6 separate regions of the Homo sapiens genome follow, and regions 1, 2, 3, 4 and 5 are each linked to region 6. The links are chromatin contacts, found by Hi-C in ENCODE. All regions are on one chromosome and are shown on one strand. The core of a region is the stretch at or near the end of the contact, and the rest is flanking DNA. Distances in the headings are between cores, read along the strand shown.

What was found. Hi-C counts contacts between places; a loop is a spot of excess contacts on that map. Pooled maps may share reads with other maps.
Region 1: a pooled map shows a loop between it and region 6 (13-fold over the local background). The contact joins the promoter of NAA16 here to the promoter of UFM1 in region 6. A Hi-C loop is called at or near these places in 5 of 50 pooled maps.
Region 2: a pooled map shows a loop between it and region 6 (16-fold over the local background). The contact joins the promoter of CCDC169 here to the promoter of UFM1 in region 6. A Hi-C loop is called at or near these places in 5 of 50 pooled maps.
Region 3: a loop to region 6 is called in a map of CD14-positive monocyte, with 11 times the contacts of the local background. The contact joins the promoter of MRPS31 here to the promoter of UFM1 in region 6. A Hi-C loop is called at or near these places in 2 of 168 maps with a recorded cell type or tissue (CD14-positive monocyte and naive thymus-derived CD4-positive, alpha-beta T cell) and 12 of 50 pooled maps.
Region 4: a loop to region 6 is called in a map of CD8-positive, alpha-beta T cell, with 13 times the contacts of the local background. The contact joins the promoter of KBTBD6 here to the promoter of UFM1 in region 6. A Hi-C loop is called at or near these places in 3 of 168 maps with a recorded cell type or tissue (CD8-positive, alpha-beta T cell and naive thymus-derived CD4-positive, alpha-beta T cell) and 10 of 50 pooled maps.
Region 5: a loop to region 6 is called in a pooled map, with 20 times the contacts of the local background. The contact joins the promoter of MTRF1 here to the promoter of UFM1 in region 6. A Hi-C loop is called at or near these places in 6 of 50 pooled maps.

Annotation. Positions count from the first base shown.
Region 1 is chr13:41,309,044-41,313,051 of GRCh38, reverse strand. It overlaps NAA16 (N-alpha-acetyltransferase 16, NatA auxiliary subunit), which reads right to left and starts at 1,785. Exons shown (of 20, transcript NM_024561.5): 1 at 1,470-1,785. The coding sequence starts at 1,523. It also overlaps a transcript of MTRF1 not described here.
Region 2 is chr13:36,296,419-36,300,180 of GRCh38, reverse strand. It overlaps CCDC169 (coiled-coil domain containing 169), which reads left to right and starts at 2,367. Exons shown (of 8, transcript NM_001144981.3): 1 at 2,367-2,544. The coding sequence starts at 2,462. It overlaps CCDC169-SOHLH2 (CCDC169-SOHLH2 readthrough), which reads left to right and starts at 2,367. Exons shown (of 16, transcript NM_001198910.2): 1 at 2,367-2,544. RefSeq lists enhancers at 816-1,778, 1,779-2,740.
Region 3 is chr13:40,769,335-40,772,876 of GRCh38, reverse strand. It overlaps MRPS31 (mitochondrial ribosomal protein S31), which reads left to right and starts at 1,687. Exons shown (of 7, transcript NM_005830.4): 1 at 1,687-1,892. The coding sequence starts at 1,741. RefSeq lists an enhancer at 1,629-1,798.
Region 4 is chr13:41,130,434-41,134,186 of GRCh38, reverse strand. It overlaps KBTBD6 (kelch repeat and BTB domain containing 6), which reads left to right and starts at 1,385. Exons shown (of 1, transcript NM_152903.5): 1 at 1,385-3,753. The coding sequence starts at 1,676. The coding sequence ends at 3,700. It overlaps KBTBD6-DT (KBTBD6 divergent transcript), which reads right to left and starts at 1,259. Exons shown (of 4, transcript NR_120423.1): 1 at 1,132-1,259. RefSeq lists enhancers at 1,083-1,322, 1,683-1,732.
Region 5 is chr13:41,261,171-41,265,296 of GRCh38, reverse strand. MTRF1 (mitochondrial translation release factor 1) reads left to right here and starts at 1,721. Exons shown (of 10, transcript NM_004294.4): 1 at 1,721-1,812. RefSeq lists a silencer at 1,426-1,515 and an enhancer at 1,803-2,303.
Region 6 is chr13:38,348,222-38,351,906 of GRCh38, reverse strand. It overlaps UFM1 (ubiquitin fold modifier 1), which reads right to left and starts at 2,056. Exons shown (of 6, transcript NM_016617.4): 1 at 1,986-2,056; 2 at 1,852-1,908. The coding sequence starts at 1,987. RefSeq lists silencers at 1,505-1,719, 2,417-2,526 and an enhancer at 2,097-2,306.

The DNA of each region.
Region 1 (4,008 bases), core at 536-3,035, 3.0 Mb before region 6:
AAATCCAACTAGCGATTTATAAATGATATTATCATTAATGTTTCAGATTCCCAGGGCAAAAAAAAATTAAAAATAAAAATAAATAAATTACTTCTCCAATTCCATGCTGTGTAAAATAAAAGGGCATGAGAAGTAAAATAAAAAAATACAAAGCCCAATGAAGCAACCTGCCACGTGCTTTAATTATTCGTATTTTTAATGTTCTCACATTTGTATCTTATTATTGGTTCAAAACTAAGCACCACATAATATTTAAAATTTTTATCCCATCTACTATGTATCCTAATCTGAAGACTAAGTGTGAAGTTTCTATCGTCTTGAAACAGAACAGCTACTATGAATTATCTGCCGCTGTTCATACTTAAAATTACTCTAAAATTAGTATTTTATTTATAGTAAAGTTAAGCAACAACTAACAGCCATATAGCCAACCCAGCTTTCAATAAATTCACCTTTAAACCTAAATGCATGTTTAGCAAATAAAAGCTTTTTTTCAGGTGAAAAGATAAACTAGAAAAGACAGTTACCTACTAACAATATTAGTTTAAAACCTAGGGTAGCCAGAGGATACTGAGGAAAGCAAAGGAATGCTGCCTCTTCTCCTTGGAAGAACAGAACCTGGAAAGCTACCAGGGACGCTGGCACACAGCCCACAGAAAACTGCCCACCCGGCTCCGCAGCGGTCATCACTACGGGGCCATTATTCAGGCTTCTGCTCCGCGATAAAGTAAAAATGCTCCCCTCAAATGCAAAACCAGCCAGTCCACGCGGCTTTAATTACTCAAGCAAGGCCTGTGCGACTAAAAAGCAAACAGCTGTTTTGAAGTTGGTGACAACTCAGAAACGCACTTCAAGTCAAATATTCACTTCCAAAGAGGTAAATAAGGTACATTACAAACAGGCAAACTTTTTCCCAAAGGGAGGTGGTGCCAGGCCTGGCTTCCTAAAGTTGCCGGTTTTATTTCCTCGTAACCAGGAAAAATTCCACCATCGCATCGATCCCGCTTTAATAGGTATGCGGGTGTGCTGTGCAATCTAACTAAACGCAAAGCAGAGAATGCAGAACGCAAAACACCTAGCCGAGGAGAGACTGGCAAAATAAACCACCGGGGGAGGATCCCTGAGGGGCTGCTGCGAGCCCGGCGCGGCAGAGAGCACGGCAGCCACTACCGGCCGAGGCGGCTGTGCCCGGGCACTGCGGAGAGCGGCGTGAAGTTTCTGGAAAGAGCGCGGCGGGGGTGAGGCGAGCCGCAGAAGACCGCGGAAAGGAAGCGCACGGAGGAGCGGCTCGGCAGCCCCCGTGGGCCGGCCGGAGCGGGAAAGTGGGGTCCCGCGACCTCCGAGGTAAACAAAGAGCGGTGGGCAGCGGAGGCCAAGCCTGGCCCGCGCCGGCCGCCGCCAGACCGCTTGCCCTTAAGGCCCGAGGACCCGGGGACCGGGGGGCGGCAGCGCGGCCTACGGCCACTCACCAAGATGCGTTTGAAGAGGTTGCTCTCCTTGGGCGGCAGCAGCACGTTCGGCATCGTGGCCGGCAGGGAGGCTAGGTGGCCGGCAGGGAGGCTAGGTGCCCGGGCGCTCCGCTTCGCGGGGGTGGGCACCGGGACGAACCGCTGCTGAGAGTCGGGCTGCGGGCGATGGATTAGTTCATTGGTCTACAGTTGCAATTGGGCAGCCTGGCTGTTCGGCACGGGTGGCAATGGAGAAGGAAGGCGGTCTGAGCAGGACACGCTTCCCCTGGGCTCCGCTTTTTGGCCAGCGGCGGCGGCGGCGGTTCCCGCGCACTGCAAGATGGCAGCCAGGGTCCGCCTCCCGAGCCGGATCCTGTGCGCATGCGCGGAGCGCCCTTTGGCGAGGGGCTGCGGGTGACTACGGGGGCGTAGCGGGGACCAACCGCGTGGATTTGCCTTGTGCTGCGGCTCTCCTCGCCGCAATCTCGGCACCCCCTGGGGCTCAGGCGAGCTGTCACCAAAACCTTGGAGTCCCATGGGGTGGTGAGTCACCACCCTCATTCACCATTGCTCCTATGCATCAGAACGCCTCATAAGACTCCTACTTATTGTCTGCTTCTCCTTGCAATAAAGTAATAAATAAAAACGAGAATTTTCTTTTAAGTAGAAAAGAGAAGACACTGACTTGTATTGCACTCTTGATAAGCTTGTGGCGCAAGATAATGTTAGTTATGACTCTGAAGAGTCAGAGTTTTTTGCATTTCTCCCCATTTAGGAATTTAAGTGTCCGATGCAAAGTAGACTTTTGATGAAAGATGAACTTGTTTTCTTTCCTTTTCCTCCTTGATTCAGACTCTAAGTAGAAGCCTTCTCTTTCCAGGGCAAACCAAACAAACATTTACAATCTTTGTTTTTGTTTGGTTGGTTGGTTTTGAGATGGAGTATCGCTCTTGTCGCCCAGGCTGCAGTGCAGTGGCGCTATCTGGGCTCACTGCAACCTCCGCCTCCTGAGTTCAAAGGATTCTCCTGCCTCAGCCTCCCGAGTGGCTGGGATTACAGGCATGCGCCACCACACCCGGCTAATTTTGTATTTTTAGTAGAGACAGGCTTTCACCATGTTGGCCAGGATGGTCTTGATCTCTTGACCTCGTGATCCGCCCCCGCGTCAACCTCCGAAAGTGCTGGGATTACAGGCGTGAGCCACCACACCTGGCCGGAATTACGGTTTTATAAGGCCACTGGTCTTCTGAGTCTACCTACCCTTTCTCTTCAGATGGTTCCCCTTCCTGAAAGCCATATAATAATGGGAGAAACAGGCTTCAAATTCAGGATCTTCCAACTCTGGGATACTCTCTACAACAAATAAAAGGCAGCATATTGATGGTAATGTGTGAGTCTAGAAAGATACAACAGTGGCAAGAATAAACCATACATTCAGTGTAGGGTTAGTAGTAAGGTGTGTGTAAACATTAGGTACATAAGTTTATTTATACATGTGCTGAATCTTAATGGGTGCATATTTCTGAGACTATAAAGTAATTGATGAGTAACTGCATTTAGTCGGCTGTAATCAGAACTGGGCTGCCCTTTTTTATTTTCCTTTTTTTGAGACGATGTTTTGTTCTTGTTGCCGAGGCTGGAATGCAATGGCGCTATCTCAGCTCCCTGTAACCTCCGCCTCCCAGGTTCAAGCGATTCTCCTGCCTCAGCCTCCCAAGTAGCAGGGATGACAGGCATGCACCACCACACCTGGCTAATTTAGTATTTTTAGTAGAGACGGGGTTTCTCCATGTTGGTCAGGCTGGTCTCAAACTCCCGACCTCAGGTGATCTGCCCACCTCGGCCTTCCAAAGTGCTGGGATTACAGGTGTGAGCCACAGTGCCTGCCTATTTGATTTTCCTTCTTTCTAGCCTAAGTTGGTTGGACATGAAAGAATCATAGGAGTCTTTTTTTTTCTTTCAATCTCCTACGTTTCACACATGATTTTAAAGCATCATAGGAGTCCTTTAAAATAGGGAAAGTACTGTCATTAAAATTGGGGGTCCACAGCAATCCCATTGCTGGGTATATACCCAAAAGAATATAAATTGTTCTACCGTAAAGACACATGCACAGCCAGGTGCAGTGACTCACGCCTGTAATCCCAGCACTTTGGGCGGCTGAGGCAGGCGGATCACCCTGAGCTCAGGAGTTGGAGACCAGCCGGGGCAACATGGCAAACACACACACACACACACACACACACACACACACACACACACTAGCTGGGCATAGTGGCGAGTGCCTGTAGTCCCAGCTACTTGGGATGCTGAGGTGCGAGGATCAATTGAGCCTGGGAGACAGGTTGCAGTGAGCCAAGATCATGCCACTGCACTCCAGCCTGGGCAACAAACTGCCTCAAAAAAAAAAAGGACACATGCACGTGTATGTTCATCGCAGCACTATTCACAATAAAAAGACATGGAAGTAACCTAGATGCCCATCGGTGGACTGGATAAAGAAAATGTGGTACACCATGGAATACTACACAGCCACAAAAAAGAATGAGACCATGTCCTT
Region 2 (3,762 bases), core at 1,118-3,617, 2.1 Mb after region 6:
TGGAAAACTGTAATTTTGAGTTGGTCTGGTTATAGTTTCCAGGGCTTCTGCCTGTAACTGGTTCCAGAAATAAAAACTCTCTTCCTCCCCAGTTCATCTACATGTTCTTACTGGGTCACAAGAAATAGCAACCCAACCCTCAGTTTGGTCTGGGAACACCCTGTGCAGCTCTCCCCTCCAATATCTGCCCTGCAAAGTCTAGCTGCCTTGTTCTCTCTAGACTCTTAGAGAAACTCCGTTTCCTCAACTTAGGGCAACCACCAGCCTCTGCCTGTTTTCTCCCTTTCTGCTTTGTACCCTGGCAGGCCCAGGCCAATTTGGGAGCTTGCCTCATTTGTGTCTCATCTCTTGGTGATCGTTTTCCCTTATTGCCTGATGTTCAATGTTCTTTTTTTGTTCCTCTTAGTTTTTTAGTTGTTTCAGGCAGGAGGGTAAATTCAGGTCCTTTATCTCTGCCAGAAACACAAATCTGTGGTTTCTGTAGTTGTTGACAAACCTGTTTTCTGCTTGCCTTTGCTCCTAATTTCCCACAGTGAGATCCTGCTAACAGATCTTTTTAAGAAATCCTCTGGGTCGGGTGCAGTGGCTCATGCCTATAATCCCAGCACTTTGGGAGGCAGAGGTGGGTGGATCACGAGGTCAGGAGTTCAAGACCAGCCTGAGCAATATGGTGAAACCCCATCTCTACTAAAAATACACAAAAAAATTAAGCCAGGCATGGTGGTGCGTGCCTGTAGTCCCAGCTACTTTGGGAGGCTGAGGCAGGAGAATTGCTTTAACACAGGAGTGGAGTTTGCAGTAAACTGAGATTGTGCCACTGCACTCCAGCCTGGGAGACAGATGAGACTCCGTCTCAAAAAAGAAATCCTCTGTATATTTGGATTTGTCAACAGATAATCTAGTCCTTTTCACTTCATTCTATTCTGTTTACTTGGTTGTGAGTTGCCCTTTCAGACTTAACAGCTAGACAAAATTTTGATAAGCATACCTCCTATATTAGGGTAATTCACAGAAACAGAACCAATAGGGAGTGTGTGTATAAAAGATTTATTATAAGGAATTTGCCCGTACAATTATGAAGGCTGAGAAGTCTCAGGATCTGCAGTTGACAAGCTGGAGATGCAAGCAAACTGATGTGCAGTCCCAGTCTGAGCCCAAGGCTGGAAAAGTGTTCCAGCTCAAGCTGTTTGGCTGTAGGAGCTCCCTCTTACTCCTGGGAGGTCAGCCTTTTTGTTCTATTCTGTCTTCGGTCGATTGGCTGAGGCCCACCCACATTGGGGAAGACAATGTACTATACTCAGTCTACCAATTGAAATGTTAATCTCATCCAGAAACTCAATTGGAAAACTATGTATTCACAACACTTCTGACACCAAATTGTGTTTTCCACACCAATTATCCCATTCTCACTAAAACCTTGGTCTCCACAACCCCTTTATTCTCTAAAGACATTCCTAAGTCTTTAGTCAGTAACTTTTCAACCAATTGCCAATCAGAAAATCTTTGAATCTAGCTGTGACCTGGAAGCCACCCCGTCCCCCACCCCTTCCAATTGCCCTGCCTTTCCCGATGGAACCAGTGTATATCTTAACATGCATTTGATTGATGTCCCATGTCTCCCTAAAATGTATAGAACTAAGCTGTACCCTGACCACCTTGGGCACGTGTTCTCAGAATCTCCTGAGGGCTGTCACCCGCCATTGGTCACTCATTTGGCTCAGAATAAATCTCTTCAAATATTTTACAGAGTTTGTCTCTTTTTGTCAAGGAAACACAGATGTATCAAGGGTAGGATGCAAACTTTGTGATTAAAAATATAATGAAATTTCAAGTTGCAGTGAGCAGCTCTGAGGTATGTTCATGAACAGCACACAGATGCAAAACAATAATCTGGAGGGTTAGCAGTCTTCCCGAGTTCAGGAGGTACCTTTTTAAGACCAGTTCCTCCCGCTCCGACACTGCCAAATCAGCGACTCTGGTGCTTGTTCAACTGAAGCAAAGAAGGGCGCAGCTAATCTTGGATCCAGCGTTTCCCTAACAAGGGCTAAGAGTGAAGCCGACTTTGCCGTCCGGGGCAATGTTTAGGAAAGCAACCAAAGCCAGCAGGAGGGAAGAAAAAGGAGAGGGATATTCTTGGCCCCCTGACACTCCGCTGTGTAGCCGGAGCACGTCTAACCCCAGCGTCTTGAGCAAGGAGTGTCCCTGGAGCTGTTATCCAGGGTCGCTCCACCGCACAGAGTAGGCTTCTCCAGTCTCCCCGGCTGCCCTCGCCCCACCCCCTGCCGCCTGCGGGCATCGCTTTATGACGTCACCACGTGCCTCTGCGGGCAGGCGCGGGAGGTGCGACCGGGGGGCGGTTGGGGTTCACCGCCTCGTGCCGTACTGGCTTCTGGGTGGCCCTTAATGTCTTGTGCTCTAAGGTGCTGAGGGGAAAGACGCGGGAGGTCTCTGGCCTGACACTATGAAGGAAGAGAGAAACTACAACTTCGACGGTGTGAGCACCAACCGCCTGAAACAGCAGTTGCTGGAAGAAGTCCGCAAGAAGTGAGTCGGCGGGCGGCGCGGTGTGGGGTCCCGTCCACACCCCCCGAGCCTTCACCTGCAGAGTCTCAGGGCTGAAGCCGCTGAGGGTGCTGTAAGACCGGCGCCGTGATTAACCCCTGGGCACTTCGGTCTGGGTTCCAAAAGTATTCCATGCGAAAGATTCACGTGCCTCTTTGAGTAAGCCTTTGGTATTGTTAAGTAGGCAGCTTTCCGGGTAGGATGTGCTGCCCTTAAGGATCCAATCATATGGCGTGTATTTTGCCCATATACTGTAATGCCAAAAGTTGTGTTTGGTTTTGATGTCTCCATAAATCCAGGTTTTCTGCTTAAAATTCCAAAGATTTTATTTAGTTATACGGGGTTTTTTTTTTCTTTCATCCCTTTAAGGGGAACTTCATAAAATGACATTTAGTAAAACTGTTACTCCTCCTTTATGCTTTTTAAAAACAGTATTCGTACTTCGTGTTAAATTTTTGAAACATTTAAAGTATTTTTTGGACATACTCCCAACTCCATCCACAAGTCCCGTGAGAATTGGACTCTCCTTTGTGCCTAGATAGGGTTCTGGGTTTTCCTCTATTGTAGCTCCAGTCACAGTATTTTAATTGCCTGTCTATTTCTTGTTTTGCTACCAAACTACACGCGTTCTGAGGACAGGTTCTGTGTATTCTGAGGAAGTAGAGAATAAGAGCAAGTACTTGAGGACAGTCCTGCAAAAACACAAACTCCATCTCTTGTCACTCAGTAACTATGCAATCTTAGACAAGTTAATTAACCTCTTTAATCCTCAGTTTTCTCAGCTCTAAGACTGGTATACAAATAGTCATCTCATACCTCCTGCTGTTGTTCCCAGGTTGGAATGAAATGCACTATAAAGAACTTAGCATTGGCTTGTGATACGCATCCAGTGGAACTTTGCTGCCGCTATTGCTATTTTTCTGTTCACTGTTCACTGAATTCTTCCGTATTTAATACAATGCCTTGAACATAATAGGCACTCAAAAATATTTATTGAATAAATGGCCCTGTCATATGATAATGTTCTATTTACTGATGCCCTAAATAGCTAACCTTTTAAATTAGTGTTTGTTTTTTTCTCTTTGTTTCAGTTTGTCAGCTGTTATGTATTGCCCTAGGTATGCCTTTCTGTAATAATGTGCAGTGCCTAATTTGCTTGGTTCTGAAAAACCAGGTAACTAACTTCTTTAGGATGATATT
Region 3 (3,542 bases), core at 438-2,937, 2.4 Mb before region 6:
GTTCCCTGTTTCTATTTTCTTCAACTCTTTTGTGCTTGTAAAGCCAAACCCCTCTGCTCAACTCACTGGAACACTATTCTAGAATCACAAATAAAAACCAATTATGCTAAATTTGCCATAATTTTGTTTTTTGACAAAGTTATGCTTTAATTTTTGTTTGTTTTTTTACAAATCAGACAAAGTAAGCATCCCCAAGTGTACTGTGTAGAGCATTCAGTCACAAAGGTTCTGTTAGTGTTAGTGGATCTCAGGAAGATCTGCTCAATGTAAGCTGTGTTTTAGTATCACAAAAACTCACCTCCCCACCTTGATTATTTTTTGAGAGGACAGGGAAAATGTTGATGTAAACTTTGGAATGCCTTTATGGAATTTTAGGCTAGTGGTTCCCATGTGTCCTATTAGCCAACATTTCCCACCAGATTTATTCTCATCCCCTTCCAAGTTTGGGAACCCCACATCTCTTCTGGGGTCACAGTTCCCTGTTTCATGAGGGACAGGTAAAAGCCAAGTCTCTCTCTTGCATCTTTTCATCCTTTTTTTTTTTTGAGACGGGGTCTCACTCTGTTGCCCAGGCTGGAGTGCAGTGGCACAATCTTGGCTCACTGCAGCTTCCGCCTCCCGGGTTCAAGCTATTCTCCTGCCTCAGCCTCCCGAGTAGCTGGGATTATAGGCACTCGCCACCACGCCAGGTTAATTTTTGCATTTTTAGTAGAGTCAGGGTTTCACTATGTTGACCAGGCTGGTCTTCACCCCTGGCCTCAAGTGATCTGCCCGCCTCGGCTTCCGTAAGTACTGGGATTACAGGTATGAGCCACTGTGCCCCCGGCGTAAATCTTTTTTTCTTTTCTTTTTTGTTTTTTTGAGACAAAGAATCTCGCCCTGTAGCCCAAGCTGGAGTGCAATGGCGCGATCTCGGCTCACTGCAGCCCCCACCTCCCGAGTTCAAGCGCTTCTCCTGCCTCAGCCTCCCCAGTAGCTGGGATTACAGGCGCCCGCCACCACGGCCGGCTAATTGTGTGTGTGTGTGTGTGTGTGTGTTTGTATTTTTTTTTTTTTTTTTTTTTTTTAGTAGAGATGGGGTTTCACCATGTTGGCCAGGCTGGTCTCGCACCCGTGACCTCAAGTGACCCACCCGCCTCGGCCTCCCAAAGTGCTGGGATTACAGGCGTGAGCCACCGTGCCCGGCCATAAAGCTATTTTTGAAAAATGAAACCTATGTCTCATTTTGACTCTACATCAAAAATAAAGACTGAAAGGAAACGCTAATTCATAGGGCAGCAGGTCTTTTAGTAATTTTTTTTAAACCTCTTTGGTGGCCATGGCGCATTTTGAGAACGTGGTGAACGCTGTAGACCCTTCCCCTCCAAACATCGCAAAATATTGTCTGTTAAAGAAGAGACTGATCTCACTGGCACCATCTGTAGTTTTTGCACAACTGGTCACGCCCTCCACTGTCGGGTTCGCCGGTCTGGGACCCGCCTCGGCCAGCGAACCTTTGCTGAACTCTGGCGAGGACTCCGCCTCTAGGACTACAATCGCGGGGTGGGTCGGGTCGCTTGGAGGCAACTGGCTCCGCCCGGCCGCGGGCGAGTCCGGAACACAGTTACCCGCCCCTGTAGCCCACCGGAGCGCAAAGGGGGAGGAAGGCGCCAGGCCGGAAGCGGAAGAGAGGGCGGGGACGTGTTTGGCAGCGGGACGCACCATTTCAGTTGTGTTCTTGGTTCATTTCGTGTCTCGGCGATGTTTCCTAGAGTCTCGACGTTCCTACCTCTTCGCCCCCTTTCCCGCCACCCTTTGTCCTCTGGAAGCCCGGAGACATCAGCGGCTGCGATTATGCTACTCACTGTTCGGCACGGAACAGTCAGGTACCGCAGTTCAGCGCTGTTGGCCCGGTAGGTCCTCAGGCAACCCCGTGCCCCGTCCTGTACATCCTCCGACTTCCTGGGGTCGATGTTACCACCTGCTGGGTCTTAGAAGCTATTGCTTTAAATCTGAGGAAAGAGAAATCCCAGAAAGAAAAGATGACTTGCCCAAGGTCATAGTGTGCGTGAAAACAGAGCTACGATTACAAACCTGGTCGCTGTGCTCTACTACACGCCGCGCCTCATTCCTCTTGTCATCATCTCCTGTCAGTTTACCCAGGTTTTTATCTTTTGCCTCCCAAGATTTATTTGATAGTCTCATTTGTTTTCCTTCATTTATTCTTTAGTTCATTACTGAAAAACTCGAAAAACAGCGTGCCAGTACTGGTTGTAAACCCCAAGTGAGACAGTCCTGCCATCACGGAGCGTGTAGTTCCAGAAAGTAGACAATTCAAGTGCTATGTAGTGAAGTAATAGCTGAGATAGTGTAGGTAAACAGAGTACACTATTCAGCCAACATGAATGAGTACTTGCTGGGATAGCAAATAGGGACACCTAACCATTATAGGGGAGACTCAGGATATCGTTTCTGGAAAAGTCTGACGAAATCTGAAGGAGGACCACTGGTTGAAGTTAGCCAGGAAAAAAGGGAATTGTGGCATACTTGGTTTTGGTATTTATCCTCCGAGAACTTTATTATGAAAACCTAATTCCGCTGCATAAATTCCATGCGTAACACTCAGAAGGCAGTTTGGTTAAGTACAGTGCTGAAGCAGGTTAGTAGCAGTGAAGATGGGAAGGACCAGCTGAATGGAGGAGAAAAATTGCACAGGTAGAATTAAAGGGATGTGACGTCATGGGATAATGGTAGGGTAGTCAGAGATAGCAAAAATTTCAACTGGCTGCGTTGGAGTATTAGGGTATCCTTAATGTTAACAGAAGAATGCGGAGCCAGGCTTGAGAAAGATTTTTCCATATATTATAATTTTTAGAAAACAACAAATACCTGTTTATGTTAGGGGGCCTTTTAATATAGAAAGTGTGAAAAATGGAAAGTCAGTCTGAAAGAGGAGTCTTGAATGTGGTGTTGAAGGTGTTGCATTTGAAGTACTGATGAGCTGCTGTCAGTGGAAACAAACTCAGGTGGGAGGTTAGGTCGAGAGGTTTATTATTTTTAGTGCTAGGGAGTTACTTAGACGTGATTTTCCTATAATGTAGATTGTTTTCTGTGGTATGATAGCAGTCTTGAAAGAAAACATTGTAGTAAAGATTACATGTGAGATTCATTCCCCTGATTACCACTTTTCTATTAAAATACCTTGAATAGTAACTTTAAATGTAAAATAATGACCATTTTCTTAAATAGATTGTACCATATATTGAATATTATAATGAGAGTCCTGTGTACTGATTATGAGGATACTAGTTATGCAGTTGGTTTTTTATTCTAATTTTTAAGTGCCTGATTTGATAGCCTCTGACGTTTTCATAAGCAGATCAAATAGTTTCAGCATTTTTTGAAATTGCCATTTTCTCTTTCATGTAAGTATCCTTAACCTGCGGCTGCCATTTTCTGGCTTTGAGAACTTGATAATATATATATATATATATATATATATATATATATATATATATATATATGGACAGAGTCTTGCTCTGTCGCTTAGGCTGGAGTGCAGT
Region 4 (3,753 bases), core at 136-2,635, 2.8 Mb before region 6:
CTGGTGATGTCAGAGTGAGGAAATGTGAATGACTGTGTGACGGTGATTCAGTCACAAGGTTGTCCTTCAGAGGGAATGGGAAGAAGAGTGGCTTGATTGTTTTGACTACGGTGGACAGTGATGAGAGAGGAAGACAGTGGCAGGGTTTCACAGGAGGTGAGTCCGAAGCGGAAACGTGTTAGGTGTTCTCAGTGACTTCTAATGTCTGAACTGCACGGGGTAAGTAAAGGTTGAGTGAATGACTAGAAATAAAGTCAGCTCTGATGGAGAGGCAACTTCATACAAGCAAGGGGAGAAATGCTTGAGCCACTGGGTCTAAAAGGATGCTAAATTACCAACCAGGCCTCTGGCTTCCATTGTGTTTTGGGGTGAGGACCCCCTAAAGCATGTCTCTTCTTTTGTGTAAAAAAGGGAAAGGGGTACTGAATATTGGAGAGACCAAGTGGGAGAAGTGGCTACAGAGGACTTCAGGTTTTGAAATGCAGATATGGAAGGAAAGTCTCAAAGTCAGGTGACTGGAGGTGGTCTCCTTTTAGTCATGGCAAATAAGGACAGGCAATTGTGAAAAAGCCAGGGATCTAATTCCAGCGATAGCCAACCAATCCTACAAACCCTGAGTTATCTTTTGGTACCAGGGAGAGGCATAGTGAGTAAAAAAAAAAAAAAAAAAAAAATCACTTCTAATGGATACATACACTAATACAAGATGTTAATAATAAGGGAACTGTGAAGTGGGGAGAGATATATGGAAGTTCCCTGTCCCTGCTGCTCAATTTTTCCGTAAACCTAAAAATAAAATCTAATTTACACACACACACACACACGCCCCTAAAAAGGGATCTCTGCTGGAACTTGCAAGGTTTTCTGTTTTGGGGGGTTTTTTGTTTTCCTACAGGCTCATAATTTCAAATTAGTGGTGCTTCCTTTTTTTTTTTTTAATAAAGGCTGGAAGAAAACTTATCGAACCTTTATAATTCTAAGAACTGAGTAATTATTCTACAAACCAACAAATATTTATTAACAGCGTCCTATAACCAACTCATGTAATCTTCACACAATCCTATGAAATACTACTGTTCACGTCTTACAAAAGAAGAAACAGTTCAAAGAGACAAGTCAAACAATACATACTAGAACGAGGCGACTACTCTGGATTCCAAAACCACAGTTCCAAACCACAAAATCGAATCTAGGAAAATTGGCGCTCTCGAGTGTCGTCAGCTAAAACAAGGAACACCAGAGAAGGATCGCGATATTACACAAACTACTACTCCCGACATGCAAAGCGGATTCTTTCCCTCGGTCTCGGCCCGGGAGTCCGAGAGTCCCAGCAGCCCTCGGGGCGCGAAAGGCAACCTGGGAGCGGTAGTTCTCCTGGGCGCCTAGCATTGTCGCCCACGCTGCAGTAGCGGCTTCTGCGGCTCCAAGCCAGCGGGTCCTGTGAAGGCGAGCAGACGCGGAGAAAGGACGCGGGAGTGAGAGAGGGTGAGTCAGCCACTGTCTAAACGATAACGGGAGGCGGTTCTGCGGGGTAGGGTTGAATTCAGTAAATGGGCTCGTGCTGCTGTCTCTTCGGAGACGCTGCTATCTTAGCGTCAGCGAGGGAAGGTTGAGGAGGAGCCAGAGCCGGGTCCTGCAGCGTTTCTCGCCATCAGCGCCCGTCGCCATCTCCACCATGCAGTCCCGGGAAGACGCCCCGCGCTCTCGCCGCCTAGCCAGTCCCCGTGGTGGGAAGCGGCCCAAGAAGATTCACAAACCCACAGTTTCGGCCTTTTTCACGGGTCCAGAGGAATTAAAGGACACGGCCCATTCTGCAGCCCTGCTGGCACAGCTCAAGTCCTTCTACGATGCGCGGCTGCTGTGTGATGTGACCATCGAGGTGGTGACGCCTGGCAGCGGGCCTGGCACGGGTCGCCTGTTCCCCTGCAACCGCAATGTGCTGGCCGCGGCATGTCCCTACTTCAAGAGCATGTTCACAGGTGGCATGTACGAGAGCCAGCAGGCCAGCGTGACCATGCACGATGTGGACGCCGAGTCCTTCGAGGTGTTGGTCGACTACTGCTACACGGGTCGTGTGTCTCTCAGTGAGGCCAACGTGGAGCGCCTGTACGCGGCCTCCGACATGCTACAGCTGGAATATGTGCGGGAAGCCTGTGCCTCCTTCTTAGCCCGACGTCTTGACCTGACCAACTGCACCGCCATCCTCAAGTTTGCAGATGCCTTTGGCCATCGCAAGCTGCGATCCCAGGCCCAGTCCTATATAGCTCAGAACTTCAAGCAACTCAGCCACATGGGTTCAATTCGGGAGGAGACTCTAGCAGATCTGACCCTGGCCCAGCTGCTGGCTGTCCTGCGCTTGGATAGTCTGGACGTGGAGAGTGAGCAGACAGTGTGCCATGTGGCAGTGCAGTGGCTGGAGGCTGCTCCCAAAGAGCGGGGTCCCAGTGCTGCAGAAGTCTTCAAGTGCGTGCGCTGGATGCACTTCACTGAAGAAGATCAGGACTACTTAGAAGGGCTGCTGACCAAGCCCATCGTGAAGAAGTACTGCCTGGACGTTATTGAAGGGGCCCTGCAGATGCGCTATGGTGACCTGTTGTACAAGTCTCTGGTGCCAGTGCCAAACAGCAGCAGCAGCAGTAGCAGCAGCAACTCTCTTGTATCTGCAGCAGAAAATCCACCCCAGAGACTGGGTATGTGTGCCAAGGAGATGGTGATCTTCTTTGGACACCCCAGAGATCCCTTTCTCTGCTGTGATCCATACTCGGGGGACCTTTACAAAGTGCCGTCACCTTTGACCTGTCTGGCTCACACTAGGACTGTCACCACTTTAGCTGTCTGTATCTCTCCTGACCATGACATCTATCTAGCTGCTCAGCCCAGGACAGACCTCTGGGTGTATAAACCAGCTCAGAATAGTTGGCAGCAACTTGCAGATCGCTTGCTGTGTCGTGAGGGCATGGATGTGGCATATCTCAATGGCTATATCTACATTTTGGGGGGGCGAGACCCTATTACTGGAGTTAAGTTGAAGGAAGTGGAATGCTACAATGTTAAGAGAAACCAGTGGGCATTGGTGGCTCCACTGCCCCATTCTTTTTTATCCTTTGACCTAATGGTAATTCGAGACTATCTCTATGCTCTCAACAGTAAGCGCATGTTCTGTTATGATCCTAGCCACAATATGTGGCTGAAGTGCGTTTCTCTGAAGCGCAATGACTTTCAGGAAGCCTGCGTCTTCAATGAGGAGATCTATTGTATCTGTGATATCCCAGTCATGAAGGTCTACAACCCAGTTAGGGCAGAATGGAGGCAAATGAATAATATTCCCTTGGTCTCAGAGACCAACAACTACAGAATTATCAAGCATGGCCAAAAATTGTTGCTCATCACCTCTCGCACCCCACAGTGGAAAAAGAACCGGGTGACTGTGTATGAATATGATATTAGGGGAGACCAATGGATTAATATAGGTACCACATTAGGCCTCTTGCAGTTTGATTCTAACTTTTTTTGCCTCTCTGCTCGTGTTTATCCTTCCTGCCTTGAACCTGGTCAGAGTTTCCTCACTGAAGAAGAAGAAATACCAAGTGAGTCTAGCACTGAATGGGACTTAGGTGGATTCAGTGAGCCAGACTCTGAGTCAGGAAGTTCAAGTTCTCTTTCTGATGATGATTTTTGGGTGCGTGTAGCGCCTCAGTGAAATGCACAGGATCAACAGGGTTTGTTGTAACTAGATTGAAACACTAAGTTGTT
Region 5 (4,126 bases), core at 472-2,971, 2.9 Mb before region 6:
GCATGAGCCACCACGCCCAGCTAATTTTGTATTTTTAGTAGAGATGGGGTTTCTCCATGTTGGTCAGGCTGGTTTCGAACTCCTGACCTCAGGTGATCCACCTGGCTCGGCCTCCCAAAGTGCTAGGATTACAGGCGTGAACCACCACGCCCGACTAAGACTAATTTTTTAAGGAGAATAAAGCTTTATATATAATACTCAAGTTATATAGCTGAAAGCACAAATCAGAATAAATAATTAAAGAACTTTTTGGATAACTTAGGAGAATGACTTTATGTAGACCCTTTGAAACTTTTCCCCTACTGGAACATAAGCTCCATGTGGGCAAAGGTTTTTGTCTTTTCTGTTCATTGCTAAATCCTCATGACTAGAATAGTGAATAGCACATAACTGGTGTTCACTATTTATTGAATACATGATTGAAGGTTTTTTCTTTTTTGGAGCAGGGTGGCCCTATATCAGAGCTTAGGAGCCACAGATCATTAAAGCCATTGCCTTAATTGAGTCTTGGCTCTATCACTTACTGTTTTTTACCTTGGAGTAGTTACTTTAGCTCTGTGTGCCTTAATTTTCTCCTCTGCAAAATAAGTATTTTAAGGTTGTAAAAATTAAATGAATTAATAGGGTAAAACCATTTAGAACAGTATTTAGTACATAGTACATAGAAGTAGGTACCTTGAAGTTGGCTATAAACGTTAGATATTATTTTGCATATATAGCTAATTCTCCTATCTATGTATGTGATTATAATCTAAGAAAATACTCTGTAAAGTCAGTAATATGGTACATTTTTTGCCTTTTCTTTCAGGAAGAAAAATTGAGGCATGGAGATAGAAAGACTGTAAATTGCGATAGCCAAGGGCTGGATCCCACTGGATTAGTCAAAGTAGGACAATATGCTTGCATTTTCCTGCAATTGTTTATTAACTGGAGTTTTCATTCTTCACTTAATCAGTGGTTCATAAGCTATGAATCTAGGTTGAGCCCCTACATTCCCATGTGCAAAGAACATTATAAAATCACTAACATGTGGAAATACACGGTCTCCTAACTTTTGGGGCTGTTACTACTTTTAAAATATAAATTTATTTGTATTATCCTTTAGTCATTAGGTATTTTCTGAAGCAATGGAAGCTGAAAGTATAGAAATTACACGCAGAATCTTCTACATTTGTGGATGATGTAAAAGGAGTCTTTATTTTTTTTAAATATTGGAAAACAGTGCTTTACGGGCTTCTAATACATAAGGAAATTATTGTAATTTCACATGCAATGTGTTCTAAATCTTGATCTCTTAATCAGAATCGTAAAGAATCTCTCTTCTAGGTTTGCAGTTAACGGTGAAAACCAAAAACTCCACATTTGGCTGGATAGTGAGTGGAGGGGGTTGGAGGCTGCCGCAAGGTAAACTACAACTCCCAGGATTCTTTGGTGGGCGCTCTGGGAGTTGTAGTTTAGTCCCACCTTGGCCCCTCCCTCCCTCCCTCCCTCCCACCATCTCCATCCCCGCTCTGGGCTCACGCTCTGGATAAGGACGGCGCGGGGGCGGTTGTCTGATGACAATTTCATTCTCGTTTTGTCATTTTTCTCATTTAGCTCATTTTTGTCATTTTAGTCCATTGTTAGGCATGCTCGAGGACAACTCCTCCGGAGAGCGGTAGTGGCGGAGGAGGGGCCGGGAGCGTGCGTTAACCCGGAAGAAGTGAACCAGGAAGTGAACGTGATCTCGGGTTTGTCGGGCTGAAATGTGGCGGGTCTCGGAAGGTTCCGACCTCAGTAAAGAGAGCTAACGTGTATTCTTCTTTTTCTTAGGTACTCACAGTTCTTTCCTGATCTTCCCCGCCGCCTCCTGTATTGCCTCTTTATGGAATCACTCCATATACTGAGTTACACAGCATGGTTTGCCCGTGCTGCTGCCCCGCGGGCTGTCGCTTCTGACCTGCCTACACTCAGAACTTTCCCCAAAGCATCAGAGTAATACTGTTACTGTGATGGGTAATGGAGAAGTCGTGCTGTTCTCAGGTGTAGTTAACCTTGGAGAGTAAACATCTTGTTTTGTTTTGTTTTCCTTAATGTTGAGATTCATGACCTTGAAAATTATGCATTCTACTACTGTTCCTAAAATGGAAATTTTAGCAATAAGTATTCGTACAAACATATATTTGTCATCCTTTTATTCTGTCTGTTAGCAAATGGATACACTTTCTCTAACGTGCTTGAAATACGGGGGTGGTGGAGTGTAACGTTTGTGACAGCTGGCCATTGGTGCTTTCTTCAACAGTTCTTTTAATAATGTGATGCAGTATCCTAAAATCTATCAGTAGAACTCTGGAAACTGAATATTTTAAAGACCATTCTGACTATTTTATTTCCTAGGTGATAATGCTAAGTTAACAGACTTATAGTGAACAAATGAGCTAATATATCAATGCACCTCCTAGCATAGTAGGATCACTGGAGACAGTAAAGTTTGATTTTGATAAATGTTGATCCTTCTTTTTTTGAGTTGAGTCTCACTGTGTTGCCCAGGCTGGCCTTGAACTCCTTGGCTCAAGTGATCCTCCTGCCTCAGTCTCCTGGGTAGCTGGGACAATAGGTGCATGCTACTGTGCGTGGCTTGACCCTTATTTCAACTTTGAACCTTAGAGTTTTCTTAGAACACTTTATATTCTCCCTTTCTTACTCAGTAAGACCATTGTGTACTTTTGTTAGCTCTTGATTATCTCTGTTGGAGGGGAGGAGAACAGAAAATTATTGTACACAGCCAATTTCACCTAACCTGTAATTTTTTAAACTAATCTTTTTTTATGATTAGGAAAGTATTCCATGCTACATGTGCAAGAAACTTGGAAAACACTGAAAAGTAGAAAAAATAGCAAGCAAAAGGTATTCATAATCTCACAACTAGAGATCATTTTATTAACATTTTGGTATGTTTCTTTTTTTTTTTTTTTTTTTGAGACAGCGTGTTGCTTTGTCGCCCACGCTGGTTGCAGTGGTGCGATCTCAGTTCACTGCAACCTTCGCCTCCCAGGTTCAAGCGATTATCCTGCCTCAGCTTCCCGAGCAGCTAGGACTACAGGTGTGTGCCATCACGCTCAGCTAATTTTTTTGGTATTTTTAGTAGAGATGGGGTTTTCCCATGTTGGCCAGGCTGGTCTCGAACTCCTGACCTCAGATGATCTGCCCGCCTCGGCCTCCCAAAGTGGTAGGATTACAGGCGTGAGCCACTGTGCTCGGCACATTTTGGTATGTTTCTTATTTAACTTTCTTTTTAAAAAATACTCTATGTGCTTTTTTTTTTTTACATGTATACCTTATATTGTAGAATATTTTTTAAATGTAATTGAGATTCTATTTTGTTCCTTGCCTTTCTTGCTTAATATAATTGTCACCATTTAATATAACTGTAGAGCTTTTCACCAGCCCTACTTTCTTGGTCTATTAATACTTGAACTTTTCTTCCTTTAGGATCTCAGCTAAACGGGAAGCATTTTTGAAAAGTGATTGCACAATTGAGAGTGAAAATTACTGAGTCCTGAACAGGCAACTTACATTCTAATACCAGCTCTGTCTCCATCCAGCCGACTGAATAGTCGTGATTAAGTTACTTGACTTCCTTGGATATCTAGATCCTTAAAGTTAAAGAATTATACAAGATAATAATATTTTCTTCAAACTTTAGAAAATGACTTTATGAACCGCCTTAAGTTTGTATGTTTTCATAGCTTTCAAGAGCTTGTTTACACACTCAATTCTAGATTCTAGATACTTTCTAGAAAATAACTGACTTAACTCATTCAATTGATATATTTGTTAGTTGTACTCCTACTCATATGCTTCAGTTAATTATATATGTTGAACAGGTAGGAAGCAGTGCTGTTTTTATTTATTTTAATATGTTATTCATACATTTGAAGAATTATGTTCTTTCTGTAGGCAGCTGAATTTTTTTTTTTTTTGAGACGAAGTCTTGGTATTGTCCCCCTTGCTGGAGTGCAATGGCATGATCTCGGCTCACTGCAACCTCTGCCTCCTGGGTTCAGGCAATTCTCCTGCCTCAGACTCCTGAGTAGCTGGGATTACAGGCGCCTGCCACCACGCCCGGATAATTTTTGTATTTTTA
Region 6 (3,685 bases), core at 807-3,306:
GTACACACATTTACACGTTATGTGAATTTTCCACACACACATCCTTATACACATACACACACAACTACACACGCACACATACATACTAAACAACAGTTGTACCTACTAAATTCATTCAGTCACCACATATTAACTGAACTGGTACAATGTTCCAGGCTCTTAATGTTATTGTCCTACTCTATCATTTTCTTCCTTCCTTCTCACGCTCTCTTTCGAGTACATTTGCATATTGATGAGAATAATCCAGTAGAAAGGGAAAAACCAATCATGAGGAGAGAGGGGGCACTGGACTCCATCTACTTTAACCTTGACAAGACTGAAATAGATGGGAACTATAGCTCAAGTGGTTTTTCATAGGAGTGAAGTCATTTTTTCCATTCTAACAGGATGGGAAATTAACGGATTTATCCATGTAGTGGTAGGTTTACATTGGTGTAAAGATGATAGAATTTCCCTCTGATGGCTTGATAGCAAGGGAGACAGCAGCTGTGGAAAGTTTGAAATTTTTAAACAATCTTTTCTGAGAATAAGGAGGAAAATGAGCAAACTTGAAGAATGTATTAAGTACTAGGTACTATTAATTGTAGTCATGAATTTAATGTAAACCCTCCAGTCTGTTATTTTCTCCAGGGGCAGTCAGCTATGTACAGATAATACAAACAGCTGGTTTCAGAGTTGGTGTTTCACTAACCAAAATATGCTGAGAGGAGAGACAGGGCCACCAGAGTTGAGGGTGTTTGCATGAGAATGATTTAAAGGTGGACCAATGGACTCTTAACTATATAAGGAGTAAGGTAAGGAATAGAAGTGGGGATAGCTACAGATAAAAAATCACTGTGATTAATGGATTAAATGAAACGTTGTAGATGAGAAATTATAGTAAATCATGTAGGAGAGAATGTATTTATCCATAAGAGTGCCTGTAAACGACATCTCAGAGATGGAGCAATTATTGGAATCTTAAGGTTCTAGGCTGCAACCATGAACACCTGAGATAAAGTGTAACAGGGATATTTTGGAGATGAAAAGATCAAGGGAGGAAAAGGCTGAGAGGTTGTACGGATCATGGATTGGTAAATCATTGAAATTTATCAGTCAGCTAGGTAGGCCAAGGTACTAATTAATTATGCAAAAAATTCTATTGTAATCCTGTTCTTTGCTACATTTCATGCTACTTCCAACTGCAATAACCTCAAGAGTGTTTACTTAAAATCTATCACTCAACTGCGAAGGATAAGTAAAGGCCCCACATGGATAAACTATCCCCTATCTGCATTTCCCATTCCTACCAAATACTCTATTAAATCCCAGCATAGGAAGGGTGTGATCTGAGTCTCATTACTTTGTGATGCCCGACTGCTGAGTTACTCATACACAACGAAACTCAGAAGCCGCGGAATAACAAATGTTCAAGTAATTTCAAAGTCTTGACTATCAAGATGGAATGTCTTCCTTAACTTCCTCAACCAGCTGGCCAAAGCGGTGAAACGCTTTTCTAATATCCAGCAGATGGGGACTGTTTAAGAATCCCAACAAATTACCAGAACCTGGTCCACCTGTCCTCCCGCGCCACCTGCCCACCAAATGAATTCCGAGGGGAGGTCACTAATCAGAAACACACCCACACCCTCGTGACGGGGCCAAGCTGCCAAGCTGACACTTAGCGAGCAAGTACGGACCTCTCCTCGCAGGCTCCGGTGGGAAAGGCTCCTGGAAGGGCGCGAGCCAGGAAAGTAGATGAAGTGAAGAGATGAAGACTGCGTGGGGTAGTTGTTGGAAAAGCTCGGATCATCCCCAACCCAGCCCCGTCTTGTCCGGCCCCAAAAGGCCCATCTCGGCCGAGCTACTCACACTTTGTACGGCAGCCGTGGGTCCGACGTCAGCGTGATCTTAAAGGAAACCTTCGACCTGAGGAAAAGAGCGGGAGAGAGTCAGGGTCGGGCAGCTGGACCAGGAATTATGGCAGTCGGTAAGCAAACACTTACATGGTGGTGCCGGAATGAATCCAGAACACACGACAACTCCGCGGGGGTAGCACGACTTCCTCTAGTGTGCTGGGGACCGCCCCGCTCCACTCACGTCCACGTCTCCCTCTGCAATCTGGGGACCTCCGAAGTTGTTGCTATCCAACGCACTGCCTGAAAATTGGCCCTAAGAGCTCATGCTAGATGGCGCTTTTAAATTACAAATATCTTGTGCTTTTGCGTTTATATATCTAAGAAAAAAGTATGGATTATATTTATAAGATATCTTTCTAACTTTGGTAATTTGCTACCATATTTTTAGTCAGGCAGAATAAGCGTGGGCATAGAGCGTAGGACCCTAGGTTCCAGTTGGCAGGTTGGGGCGGAAGTAAGGGTATGGGGTAGTCGGATGAAGAGCGAGATGGACTTGGGGCGAAGCTCGGGGCGAGGCCGGGGGCGGGGCTGGGGCGGACGCGCTCTAAAGTTTCTAAGGCAACCTGAGCGCGGAAAAGCTTAATTGGTGCTCCAGAAGCAGGAATTGTAACACTGCTTTATCATTAGTTTTCTTCCGTCTTTCCAGCAAACCAATCCTGTTATATCCTTTACATTTCTCATAGTTTCTCCTTCACGCTTTACTTTCCGATACTGATTTATAACTATTGAATTTCGGTTAAGTAAGAGAGCTATCAAGTACGAATTATCTATGCCAAGACTCCCGCTGGGGTGGGTGAGAAAAAATGAGGTTTCTACGTTTGGGGAACGTGGCGTCTAGTTGGGAAGACACATCTATGAACAGGAGATTTCAGTAATTTGTTATATGGTCTAATTAAACCAGTGCGCTGAGTTGCTAATCACTGACCACATTTATTCAATTTAACAACCAACTTTGAACCCTTTCTATTTGCCCGGCGCTAAGCTAAACTCTGGGGAATCCAAGATGAGTAAGGCAGGTAGGCGTCAACTCTCTAGGATCTAACATCCTGTGTAGTGATGACGGAAGAAAATTGTCCTCTAAACTTTATTACAGATCTAAACCTCTGTGTTTGGAAAATATGCGTCTGTCTCACAATGACTGAAATGCCCTTTTAAAACATTAGCATGAATAGACAAAGGAGGAAGCAGGTAGGCATTAAAATAATGGGGCAATCTAGTTGATCTTTAGAATATGCATCAGATTCTTAAGGAGAGATACTTAAGAGAGGAACCAGGAAGGAACTGTAGTAGGGATAATGGAGATCAAATTCATCTTTACAATAATTTTGCAGCCAACTGATCTTCTATGGTGACATTTCCCAGTGGAGAGAGTTCTGGTTCTGAGTAGGCAAGTAAGACTCCAACATTCTCATGACAGCCATCCTCACTTTTTAAAATAATGGTCTTACCATATATGTAGATGAAGCCAAATATTGATTGACAGATACAGGGATCAACAGTTACAGCCTTAATAGCTGAAACTATTCAATTAGTGGGTGTGACTAAAACTTGTGAGAATAGTAATAAGGATAAAACTGTGATTGTGTCTACCTATTGTCAGCTAGCCAAATAATAATGAAAGAGATGAGTGTACATATTTACAGTCTATAAGACTACATATAATATATTTTGAAACAAAATTTGCATCCTGCTATTTATAGTTTGGTTTCTGCTCATGAATCAAAACGTGGCAAAATCCTAAAGAGAAAAATGGATATTAATCAGAGAGCTTTTATTGTATGTATAAA